Regions from separate parts of the Homo sapiens genome. Here region 1 is linked to region 2. The links are chromatin loops, found by intact Hi-C in ENCODE. Cell type or tissue: heart right ventricle. All regions are shown on one strand. Links, peaks and the distances in the headings refer to the core of each region. The heading gives the core; the rest is flanking DNA. Region 1 has its middle 39 kb from the start of CLRN3. Region 2 has its middle 28 kb from the start of NPS.

Evidence for each region. Peaks named below come from ENCODE experiments on the same cell type or tissue, not always from the same donor. Only the 100,000 strongest peaks of a DNase experiment are listed, where the experiment ranks them.
Region 1: a loop joins it to region 2, with 2.7 times the contacts of the local background. A loop is called at or near these places in 16 of 110 quality-filtered maps.

Annotation. Positions count from the first base shown.
Region 1 is chr10:127,850,527-127,857,108 of GRCh38, reverse strand. No RefSeq gene overlaps it. Among named protein-coding and RNA genes, the nearest start is that of CLRN3, 39 kb to the left of the region's middle. RefSeq lists a silencer at 2,940-3,019. In heart right ventricle, for the core only: CTCF peaks have their summits at 2,761 and 2,960 (motif pointing right); a DNase peak (open chromatin) is centred at 2,948; H3K27me3 peaks cover 1,027 bases.
Region 2 is chr10:127,574,308-127,580,889 of GRCh38, reverse strand. No RefSeq gene overlaps it. Among named protein-coding and RNA genes, the nearest start is that of NPS, 28 kb to the right of the region's middle. In heart right ventricle, for the core only: CTCF peaks have their summits at 3,289 (motif pointing right) and 4,140; no DNase peak of the experiment used is centred there; H3K27ac peaks cover 2,343 bases.

The DNA.
Region 1 (6,582 bases), core at 1,563-4,062, 280 kb before region 2:
GCCTTGCTCTGTCACTCAGGCTGAAATGCAGTGGCACCATGTCAGCTCACTGCAGCCTCAACCTCTTGGGCTCAAGTCATCCTCCTGCCTCAGCCCCTCAAGTGGCTGGGTCTACAGGCGCGCACCACCATGCCTGGCTAACTTTTGTATTTTTTGTAGAGATGGGGTTTTGCTGTGTTGCCCCGGCTGGTCTCGAACTCCTGAGTTCAGGCAATCTGCCCGCCTCAGCCTCCCAAAGTGCTGGGATTACAGGCATGAGCCACCATGCCCGGCCTACCCTTGTATATTTGTCCAGGAAGAGACTCTTGAGTTAGCTGGTGTGTCCCAGGGCCTGTGTTCCACAGATGAGCCTGAGGCCGGGGAACGCCTGCCCCACTCAGGGGAACCTGGGGAGTGCTGTGCTGGTGTGGGCTGAATGACATCCCCTAGAAGGGAATGGTGAAGCCCCAATCCCTGGCACCTGTCAATGTGACCCTATTTGGAAACAGGGTCATTGCAGATATAATTAGTCGAGTTAAGATGGGATCATATTGGAGTAGGGTGGACCCCCAATTCAATGTGATGGTGTCTGCATAAGAGGAAGGAGATTTGGACATGAAGACGCATATAGAGGAGAGTGCTGAGTGAAGACAGACATTGGGAGGAAGAGGTGTGTGAAGACGAGGCAGAGTGCAGCGATGCCCCTCCAGCCAAGCAGCACCGGGGCTTGGCCCGAGGGGGAAGGAAGACTTCACCCCCAGAGGCTTCGGAGGGAGCATGGCCCTGCGGATGCCTTGGATTGGGACTTCTGGTCTTCGTGACTGTGACAAAGTAAACTTTTGTTGCTTGGAGCCTCCCAGGTTGTGACCTTTGCTAAGGCAGCCCAAGCAGACAAACACACTGACGCTTCCTGAAATTCTGGAGGCCGCTCCCCTGGGGGGCAGCGTTGCTTCCTTCTGTCAAATGTGGGGCCTGGACCTGGGCTTGCTGGGCCCCCTCCTGTTCTAGGCCACTACTCCTGCTCCAGAATCCCAGATCCTCCCTGCCTGTCCCGGCTGATTCATGATCCCAGCCTGGCTTCACCACAGGGCCTCTCAAAGAGCCCCGAGACCTGCTCCTGGGTTTCTGGAGCGCGGCCATCACAGATCCCTGCTGTGTCTGTCTGACAGGCTCCATCAGCAATAGGATACAAAAGTGAATCCTCAGCCTCCCCAACTTACCATGGGGCTAAATCCAGGGGGCCAGACAAGTGCCCAGGTCTGTGGGCCCTGGTCTGCTATTTCCAGGTCCCCAAGAGGCTAGTAGAAGGTGCTTGTTCCCTGGCCCCGAGGGAACCCTTGACCTCAGCCAGCTCCAGCCCCTGCAGGAGCCATCTCCATGCCTCTAGACCCCCAGTAGACACCCTCCTTCCAGGATCTGACTCCGGTTGTTAGCCTGGGCCCCCAGGATGAGGACAGTGTAAGGAGCCAGGAGGTTGGGACCAGACTGGCCTCCTAGCCTAGCTGAAGAGATGGGTCCTGGCCTTATGAGCTCCCATATGACTGGAAGCTTCCCCAACCCTGGAACCACAGACAGTTCCTGGGCTCTGGTCCTCTCAGCCCAGTGGTGCAGGGGCGGCCCATCCTGAGAGTTCCTGCGGGGAAGAGGGGCCTGTGGGGACAAGGGGATGCTACAGTGAGTGACTTTGAGGACAAGGACACACACAAGCACAGCCCTTTCGGCCACCCCATGGGCCCTGGGTTGCCAGGAGCCTTACCAAGCCCCAGCTTGCCTGGTCCCCACCTCCATGAGGCCACGAGCCAGCCTGGCCGCCCTGGAGCTAGTGCTGGAGCCCATCACGGGATCTGCTATCCCACCATGCAGCAAGAAGAGGAACTGAGAGCCAAGACACTTTTAGAGCCATTTGACCGAGTGTCTGCCTGTTGAATCTAATGATGTAATTTGCATATCTTTATTTTCATTTTCTAGGGGTTGGGAGCTGTGATCAGCACAGGCTGCTTGGCCAGGAGGAATGACTGCAGGGTGGGCAGACACAGGTTGGTACTCAGTGGAGACCTGAGTGAATGAATGAATCAGAGCTGGGGAGGACGGGGGGCATGGGAGGGAACTGCCGTTGTCAGAGAAAGCCCAACACAGACCTTCCTTTCCCTGGGATCATCCCTGGGGTCACCAAACCTCCCCCGTACACCTGAGGAGAGACCACCTGAGTCACAGCCCGCAGAGCTCCGGCCAAAGAGCTGGGATGGATGGGCTGGAGCCAGTGGACTTGGCTCAGGGTCTAATTTCCTAGTCGTGACCACTATCCCCTCCTCTACGCTGAGCCTCAGTTTCCCAATCTGTAAACCGAAGGGGATGCTCTAGACCAGGGATCCACAAATCATTAACCTCTGGGCCAAATCTAGCCAACTGCCTCTTTTTGCAAATGATGTTTTGTTGGAATGTGGCCATGCCCATTCACTTGCTGCTGTCTGCAGCTGCCTTTGCGTCACAATGACAGGGCTGTGTAGGTGTGGCTGGGAGCTTATGGCCCACAAAGCCATGCGTATGCACCACCTGGCCCTTTACAGCAAGGCTGGCCAGCCCGACCTTCCACGAGCGTTTCTCAGCGGAAGCAGTGTCACCTCTGAGTGGGTATTTAAGAAATTGCTTCTGGTGAGTGTAGGTCAAGCTCATTGCAAGACAAGTTCCATGCTATAAAAGCTACTTTTCTTTAAGTTCTTATACTTCCACTTTATATTAAAGTTAAGACATTATGTTTATCTTTTGCGATTTGGAGCATAGATAGGTGATCATCTGTATGGGTTTCATTACAGGGCATTAGAGAGCGTCTGTTAGAAGAGCAGGGCATTGATTTTGATGCAATGAGGCAGTTTCTTTAGAGGGCCCACGAGGCCCTAGATTCCGCATCAGCTTTAAGTGGCAAAGCCACACAGCTATTTCAAGAGCACAGCACTAGAGGGCAGCATAAGCCCATGAGTGCAACGCCAGAGCTCTGCGCCCTGGGCACCGCCGCTTCCCGAAGGCTGCAGGACTGGGGAAGGCTTGTGCCACCAGGACCTGAGCACTCAGCAGGAGTGTCAGGCCTCTGGGCCTGGGTCAGAGCTGATGGAGAGACCGTTCCAGCATGTGAGACGCTGGAGGGAACTGAAACCCACCTGCTGCACATGCATACTTCCCCGGTGGTTTTGGAAATGCTCTTGTTGTCAAAGATGTCCCTTCACACGGGGCTCTGCCTTCCCCACTGCCCTCCTGCACAGGCACAGCACATGTGTGCACACTAAGACTTCCAGGAATCTGTCCATCTAGCTGAACTGATTTTTCCCCCCAATTTATTCGACATTAGGATCTTTCGTGCGAGCCCGCGTGTGTGTCTAAACTTAGCCACATCAGGAAGCTGACACTGGTAAGTGATGACTTAACATTGTGGGAGATGTCCTTCTACACACCTGTGGGTTCCATGGATTCAGCCAACTTCGGATTAAAAAACAGTTTTATGTTTCTTTGTTTTTTTTTGTTTTTTGTTTTTTTTGACGGGTTTTGTTCTGTCACCCAGGCTGGAGTGCAGTGGTGTGATCACGGCTTACTGCATCCTAGACCTCTGGGTCATGCAATCCTCCTGACTCAGCCTCCCGTGTAGCTGAGGTCACTGGTGCCCGACCCCACATCCAGCGTTTTTTTTTTTTTTTTGTAGAGATGGGGTCTTACTTTGTCTCCCAGGCTAGTCTCCAACTCCTAGGGTCTAGTGACCCAGCCTCCCAAAATGCTGGGATTATAGGCGTAAGCCACTGCACCCTGCCAGGATAAAAAATACTTTAAAAAACAATAAAAATCACAATACAACAATGAAAAATAATACCAATTCTAAAAAGACAGTATAACAACCATTTACTTGGCATTTGCATTGTATTAGATATATATAAGTAATCTAGAGATGATTTAAAGTACACAAGAGGATTGTGTAAGTTCTATGCAAATACGACACTATTTTATATCAGGGACTTGAGCATCTGCAGATTTTGTTACCATGGGGGTCTTGGAACCAATCCCCCTCGGATACCAAGGAATGACTGCATATATATATATATTTTAAGTTGGGATTCTTGTTCATTTTCAAACCATCTTTGCTAATATGGCAGTTGGCTTCCCTGGGCAGGAGGGAGCATGCCATGTGCAGACAGCATGCCCCTCCCCTACACAGGAAAGAGGGCCTGTGTGCACGGAACTGCATCCGTCTCTAAGGGGAGAGCGGGGCTCCTGGATCCTAGACACTCTGACACAGCATCCATCACACTTGTGGGCCGGTTTGCTTCTCCTGATCTCTAAGTCTCTCTCAGGCTCCCTCTTGTCCGGGGACACTGTGACAAAAGCAGCTGGAATGTTCAGGATTAACAAGACAGTCTTATTTAAGAAACAGATGCAGAGCACCCTGAAACCCCTGGCAGTGCCCGCGTTGCCATGGCTTTTCCACTCAGCGTGGAAGACCATGAGTCGTGCATCTCCCTGCTGGACCATGGCTTCTGGAGATGGAGGATGGCAGGGCCAGGTGTGATGTTGTCCTCCTGTCCAGCTCCTCCTGCATTGTAGGATGTCTGTCATAACCTGGTCTTAGAAGCCAAGAAGAAATGCAAACCTGTCCCAATAGGCCTCGCTTTGGCAACAGCCAGTGAACAGGTAGATTAACGTCACCACTCAGGCCATTTGGTCACCTGCTCACCAAGGTGCCACCACCACTGACACCAGGCTTATGAGGGTTTCCATCCCCATTTATGATGCTACCAGGAAGCTGATTTTAGCCACAGCCATTTAAAAAAACAAAACCTGTTGTGTCCTTGTAGATCCAAAGTGTTGGAAATCTTCCCTTTTTCCCCCAGCCTCGCCCACCTACCATTTCAATGTAACCTCCCAAATTCTTCCACAGAGCATTGTTGAAGGCTCTGAGAATCTTTCAACCTCCTCCACAAAGCCCTCCAGGGCCCCCGTCACAGCATTCCCTTGGCATTTTATTTGTGGCTCTTGGACACCGTTGTCCCCACCCTTCATGACAGGCCGGGGACTCCTGGCACTGGATCCTTTTTGCGTAAAGTAAGCTGATTGAATTAAGCACGCATCACTGAAATGCTTTGCTTTCCATGGAACCACACTGCCTCTGAATGAGAATCTGCTGCTCTTTAAATGCTCACCGACCCGCCGTCAACGAGCTGTTGTGAGGTTCTACCAGGAATCGGAGGCGTTATGCACAGACCTCCTTTCCAGCCTCTCCTCCCTGCCCCTTGTGGTCAATGCTGCTTTGGATGCTCCCATTTCCTGGGGGCCCGGAGATCCCGCTCACCTAGAGGGGATGGGCCCTGCTGGCTCTTCTCTGTGTCCTGCCTGGCCCTGCCATCCTCCTTCTAGCTGCAGAAGAGGGGAGTCTGGGGACTAGGGCCTGCCTCCTTCCCCTGGGGCACAGCTTCTGCCAGGCACAGCGCCATCCCCCAGGTCACACCAGTTCTTGGATGTCCCCATCAAAGCCTCTTGTTCCTCCTCTGGAAAAACTCTAAGTGGAAATTATAAAAAGTTCTCCAGAAGGTCTAGTCAGAAAAGTCTTGAAAAGACGAGCGGTCCCTAGAACTCCAGGCCAACCCCAATCTCTCTGACCTCCCTCCTCTTGTCCTCTTCCCTAAAACCACAGCCTCTCCCCTCTACTGGCACCTCTTGTCCCCATGAAGCATCCTCTGGGCCCCTCCTCAAGGCAAACACATCAAGGAGTTGCCTGGGGCACCTGCCTTCTTCTCTGCTGTTCCACCCCACTGGGTGGCACCCGATGTGCTCCTGCTTTCAGCTGCCCTTCCCGCAGACGCTGCTCCTGCACAAGGCTCCAGGGGCCTCCCAGTCACAGCCTCTCCCCAGGCAGTGCCAGCTCCACCTCACCTGACCTCTCGGGCCCAGACCCATCCCTCTGCCTTGGCCTCCTCTGGCCCGAGCCGCCCAGCACTTTGCCCAGGTGGCCTTCCTGGCACCCTGCCTCTCCCTCCTTCTCCACGGTTGGACCCGAGCTTCACTGCTAGTCGCAGCCCATGGGGTGCTGCCTGGGGTGGCCGCTCTGGAGGCCCTGGCTGTCCCTCTTGGTCTTTCACTATGGGCCCCCCACCCTGAGACAAGTGACCTCCCACCCAGGGGAGGCTGGTCCCTCCTCCTAGCCAAGTCCCACTGTTGTCTTGTGGCCAGAAAAGGAAAGGAAGTGGCCCCCAAGTCAGCAGTGGGGGTTTATGGACCACATTTGTAATTAACTTGAAAAACAACGCATGAGCTGAACGCCTGGTCTGGTGCTTGTCCTGGGTTTTGAATGTTCTCTTCACCTGTCTCAGAGAGTGACATTTATACAAACTTCTTTCTTCTGTGTCCTTATGAACAGTATCCAAAATGGGACCTTAGGTCTGCCTCATCTGAAGCATTCGCAGGCCAACGAAGCCATCTGCGCGCAGGCCCAGGTGTGTCTTGCAAGGCGGCAGCAGCCCTGCCTCTGGCTGTCAGCTTTGCCCTGGTGGGAGGGATTCATTTCTCTCTCCATCTAGTGAGTTCCCACTCAGTTCATCGCCTTTGAAAAACAAGCTCCCTGGCAGT
Region 2 (6,582 bases), core at 1,859-4,358:
GTGAGAGGATGCTTCGGCTTTTCTCAGGCTTGGAGCCCGAAAGCCGAGGTCATGAGATGCTGCAGCGAGGCCAAGAGCATCCAATTTGGGGAAACTGCTCTTCAGGGAAGTGTTTGGGTGTGTTTGCTTTGGGAGATTCCTCTTAATGGAGGATTTGATGACTCGAGTAGAGAAGCTGCAGTAGTCAGGCTGATGCTGAGCAGCGTTAAGGAGGTCAATGTCACACGTCTGGGAGAATCCACAGGGAGAGCCAGGGGCCTGTGGCCGGGGAAGACCTGGGATGCCAGCGGGGTAGCTGGGAGGGTCGAGTAACTGAGGGCGTCTCTTGCTAAAACCAGTACCATGAATCCTATGAGGTCTGGATATTATTAAAGTGTCAGGCTGACATGGTGTTAAGAGAAAAGGGTGGCAAAAATCCCAGTAGGCAAGCAAGAATGTTTCAAGCAAATTGTCCTTTAAAAAACTTACCAAGCCATATTTTATTTTTTAACGACAATTTTTTTTCTTTATTATGTCTTCTTGAACATTGATTGTTATTGTGTACAGACAGGTCTTTCACATATTTCACAGAGTAATTTCATATTGAATGGTATTGAGTTTTTTCTTTTTTTAATTTTTAATTTTTGTGGGTACCTTGTGGTGCATATATTTATGGGGTACATGAGATGTCTGGATGCAGGCATGCAATGTGAAATAAGCACGTCATGGAGAATGGGGTATCCGTCCCCTCGGGCATTTATCCTTTGAGTTACAAACAACCCAATTACACTCTTTCAGCTATTTTAAAATATACAATTATTATTGACTACACTCACCCCACTGTGCCATCAAAATGCATATTTTTGAATGGACTTTTTTAATACAAATATTTCTCTATGCTTTATTTCTCAGGATCATCTGAAAGCCTATGGGAAACTCTTACCAGTCCACACGTTTGCTTTGCACCTTATTTGAACATTAACTGCTGCAGAATTCCAGTGGTGCCAGGCATTTCGAATATCCTAAACTGGACACTTGCCCTGAAATAATGTAATTGTGCTGCATAAATACTTTTATGCCTGTGAACTCAACTGAGTTAAATATTAACTGTAAAGAGTCCTACAAAATCTTGTAGTTAATAAATGATGTTACAGCTTAATGTTGGTGCTTAGGAACCTTTGAGAGCTTTTTATCTTCATATTTTAAATTCTTAATGATCCCTCCCCCTTTCTTATTAATGCCATTTTGATAAATGAATATTTTTATTCAGGGAGTCCTTACCATTTTCCTCATTCGTTGGAAGAAAAGGGACTCTAGTGAAAGTGAATGCCGCCTCTCTCTCTTTCTCTTTCTCTCCACTCTGCCACTGCCTCTATCTGACTGTGTTCCATTGAAACAACTGGAATCAAATTTTAGCAGGAAAATTCACTTGATATGACCACGCAGCTACACGCTTCCCCGTACCAAGCTCTTACTGTAGTGAGCACCCTGTGTGTGGATGAGTGTGTACCACACAGCCACACACAGTCGTGGTTGGGGGAACCTCAGAATGTGAGAACAGCTAAGGTCCTCAAGAGATCATTCTAGCCCAAAGCCCTCATTTTCCATGTGAGATAACTGAGGTTCAGAGAAGACAAGTGAGATGGCCAAGGTCTCCAGCAGGCCTGGGGTCACTGTGCAGACTCCGTGCCCTTCTGTTGCACTGTGTGGTGTGGAAGGAGCAGGAACACGTCAGTTTGAATATCAGCCCATTTCCCAACCCCACAGTGGTGCTGGGGTCACCTACCCCCAGGCTGGAGGTGAGTGAGGTAATCTTCCTTACAAGGCTTTCGATGTGCCTCAGTGAAAGCAGATTCCTGGAACTTCGGTGCGGTTACCCGGCCCTGGCCTTCAGGGCCCATCCCGCTGGTACTGGGGTGAGGTGGAGGGGACCCAGTGGGTGGGAGGCAGTAGGCGCTGCCAGTCTCTTGGTGCCTGTTCCTCGGCACAAGTACCACACCATGCTCTGTTAAAAGGAACTTCATAGTGGAATAAGTGTGCGGGCCACAACACATTGTTCAGCTTTGTGTAATTCGGCAGATCTTGGAATGATTGGACCCCACCCACCAACATCCTGCTGAATGAGCATAGTCAGTAACAGCTCAGGAATTGCTACTCCAGACATGGGTGACTAAAAATAAAACCAAACTTCAAGGAAACAAAGCCAAGACTATTCCGTGGCTAGATTCTCGAATGTGGGTCACCTCTCCCTATTCCACTGTCTTCATGGCTGAGAGGGGCTGCTGGCCCAGTTCATGCTCCTTTGACCCCAAGCCCATAGTGATCTCCACCCCAAGATCTGTTCTTGGTTCTTCTTTGAACCTGACTTCACCTGGGGCACCACATTCAGTGGGTACTTTCTGGGACGTTTCCCACGCCCACCCCTGGAGACCTCACCTGCTGACCTTGAAGGTACAGCTCAGACCTCTTGAGGCAGCGCCTGGAACTGAGCCTGGCGTAAACATCATGATTGTGCTCCCCATGAACAAGAGCTCCTCTCACAGCTCCCTCCCTCCTCAGTGAGGGATGCTTCCCAGCAAAGTGACAGGCACACCAGCTTGGCTCCTGCCACACTTGACCTGGATGAATGCATGTCAGTGTCCAGACAATGGTTCAGATTTTACAAAATCTGATCAGGTGGAAGCCCTGAGTTCATTTTATGTTCGTCCGATGTAGCTGTTTTGATTCTTCCCTTTTCTTTTTCTGTTTTATTTTTTTTTCTTTGTGCCTTAACACTTCAAGACAGCTTAGGTCACTTAAAGTTCTAAAGTCAACATAAGTCCTCTGGAGCATATCCAGTACAAAAGCAGAGAGAGAGCTGGACTCCTTTTCAATAAGGACCAAAGGACTTACCCACCCAGCATGCGGGTATCTTTAGGCTGCTAAAAGGTATTTTCTGTGGTCATCGACTCTATAAGCTGGGCTCTTCCTACTTTTATAAAAACAAGGACAACTGTCCCATTAGCTTAATGAACTGGGCTGTGTGATTCACTAGACTGAAATTGTGAAATTCAACACATCCCCCTGGAAACCATCGGTGTGCCCTCTAAAGCGCTGCCCACTGTTGCTTAGGGAATGGCAAGCATATGCTTTTTTCAGGTCATCTTTACTCTGTTAACGACTGAAGAATGACAAGCAGTTATGAGGTGCTATTAATTTTTATGAAAAGAGAAAACAATTACTTTTAATAGAAATTGGGATCCCTTTTTAAATGAAGAAAAAAAGACTGCTTATTCTAGTCAATAAAAAAGTAGACGAAACCATTTATTAACCAGTTGGTGGCAGTGTTTTCATTAAGAAAAGATATTATGCACACTTTACTTCTGATTCATTTTATCAAATGTTTAAGAGGATGGACTTTAGGTATTTCTCACTAATATGCTTAAAATTCCAGCAATATTTGCAACTTCCAACAGGATTTGGAATTCCAATGGGAAACAGAGTTTTTAAGAGTTCCTGAGTAAGTTTCTACCTCCAGGAAATTACATAAAGTACATGATGCGAAATTTCAATCTTTGTTATATTTTCTATTGCTAGCCTCTTTGCTAAGGTTTATAGAAATGGTAAACAGCACTGCTTGGCTGGGAACACGCTTCTGTTGATTGGTTTACAAGTTGACTTGAGCTATACGGATAAGATGCGCTTTTAACAGGTTAACAGTTCCTCTTTCCTGTGTTCTATCAAAGAGGAGAAAGGAAGTCATATTCAGCTCTCTTCTCTAAAATTATCCAACGAGTGCTTTTCTCACTCACTCCCTGCAGACAAGGAAGTCTGCCTGCAGGGAAGGGAGTCATACGTCACAGACAAGCAGAGCACCCCGAGGTTTATTTCTGTAACAGAGTCACGTGACAACATCCTTGCCAACATGTAAATTCCATTACGCCAAAAGAGATTGCCAATCAGGTGTGGGAATAACGTTGTCCTCCTACTGAAAGGCACCAAAAATATCCACAGCCTTGACCTCTCCATCTGGGAATATGATTTTACTCCTTCTCCAAGGGACTGAACCCTCCCACTCATGTGCTGCTGGCACCATCTGGACTGTCTCCATCTGGGAATTGGATCCTAAGCCCACACAGATGTACTCAAAGCCAATGTCTCTACCCAGTAGATACTCTGACCTCTTGGCCCAGGGGGAGACACAGAGCAGCACAAAGTAATTTGTCAGAGTCTGTATTTTTCCCTCCTCATCCAGAACCTGTGCCTTCTTACTCTCCCTGGGATTTGAATTGTGTTATTTTGTGTTCAGAGTTTTATTTCCAAGGGTATGTTGTTCTAACTGGCATTGCATTTGGGATGATCTTTACCAATTAGTATGGCAAAACTCCCTTGCCCTTCCCTGCTGCCTCCAAGATGCACAGCCCTCCAGGCCCATACAGATGAAGGATTGGGGTCACCTAACTGAGGGCTGCACAGCAAATTTACAGGAAAATGAAACTGGCAGCCTTGGATGCAGTTTTCAGTTCATGAAAACTATTGTATGTGAATGAAATGCACATTGTTGATTTAATCAAGTGGGAATGCATAGCCTGCCCTAAGAACAGGAGCAGTCTGGCCAAGGGAAATGGGCCTTGAACACTTTTTTATCAGGTGATTACTCCAATCGTCACATTGGCCAGCCTCCTAGAAGCTTGCAAAGATGACTAACTAAGCCTAATGTGTATAAGACAAGCTGTCACAAAGGGCTTTGTGGCAAGGCCTTCTGAGAGATCTAAGCATCCAGTATCCTCCACCACCCACACAAGGCCACCCGAAGTTTCCAATGCCCTTGGCTGGGACTTTTGCCAATGACCTGGGACACTCATGTCTTTACGGATGCTGGTGCCTGGAAGACACTTAGCATTTGACCTGCAAGTGGGGTAATTGAGTCTTAGCTTCAAACCGTTGAGCAGCAGGTCAGGGGGGCATTGCAGGGCAGAGTAGCTGTTTTTTCAAAAGCTTGAAAGACTGTCAAGCTTCAAAGAAAGGGGTTAATGTCAATGAATGGCCAATTCCCACTCAGTATAAGGAACAATTCCAACTGCTCCTGATAGTACACAAGTGAGAACATTCATAAATGTGGTACCAGAATGATTCAGGTTCAAATCTTCACTTTCCTACTTCCCAGCTGGATGACCTTGAGGTTATTTAACCCCTCTGGTCATCTCTTTCACCTGCTCATTCTGTTCCTCAGAATTGTTATGGTGGTCAAGTTCAAATGCATGTGATGGGTCCCAATTTGAACTGTAAATATTGTCACCTGAAGTGGGCATCATTTTTAAGAAGCAGAGCCAGTGGTTACCAAGGTTATTAGCAAGGGAATTCATAGGGTAATAATAGTTTCATTCATTATTCATTGAACTGTATTGTTCATTTACATGATTTCAGATAATCCTCTCAAGAACCTCTGAAAGAATGTTGGAATTCTCATAGGTAAGGAAAGTGGGGCTTAGAGATGTGAAGTAAATTGCCCAGATGACTGGCATCCCTGAAACTGGAACCCACATCTATGGGGGCTCTTATCTTCTCTGGGTCCCCCATACACCCCGCTTAGTCAAGGGAAAAGGTTATTCCCAGTGATTCCAATAGGGTTCACTGCAATGCAGAATAGAAAGAAAATGGAAGAGAAGTGTGCACATCTTCCTATAAGTCTCCACCCACTGAAATCTGGTCACACCAGGAGATCAGCAGTAGTTTAAAGGTTGTTTGCCTCTTACTCTTTGACAGAGCTGCCCTGCTCCTTTCTGTACATAGCAGCTAAACCTGTAAGTGTATAATGCTTGAGAAGATCAAAGGGTTGTCTTCTAAAATACGCTCTAAATAGCTATTAAATTCTACTTTAATCTGAAGTATAAATTCTACAAACACAGCTGTGATCTCCCAAGTGTATCATGAATGTCTGAACAGCTGGGCAAAAGCTGCACTGGTGTAAATGGACTTGTCTCAGACATGTCTGTCACAGCCCAGCATGAATTGGAAAAATTTTCCTGTGATATTCCTTTGGTTTGTTAATAAATGATTACAGGCAGACTGAGAGTGATCTAAACCCTACAATTAGTGTTGTGAAGACAGGAGAAAATGTGCCTATGTACACATTGCAGATCAAATTGTGCACTCTGAAAACCCTGCTGCCTAAAGTTCAGAATCCTATACATGATCAAGACCAGGTATCAATCAGCCAAAACATCATCTGCTCAGAAAAAAGAATCTGTGCACCCTCTTTTTCCTTCTCTTGTGTTTCATTCTTTCCATTTCTCCCACTTCTCCCTTCCTGTCTTCCACCCTTCATCCCCTCGTCCTTTTCCTCTGCTTGTCAGTTAGTTTTTAGTTTTATCAAACTTACACATGTATATAAGTTAAAGAGCCAATTAATCATACACATTTCCTTACTCCTCCTTCCCCTTCCCAGAAGCAATCACTTTCAACACCTTCAGCTGATTATTTTATCACCTCCATATCTCCAAAAATATGCCTGTATTCCTTCTTTATTTTTCTGTTTCAGACATTATAGGGTTAAGTCATCATTTTCGTGAGATCAACAGTTGTTTACATATTGTGACTTTGTAACATCAGACACAGGGACAC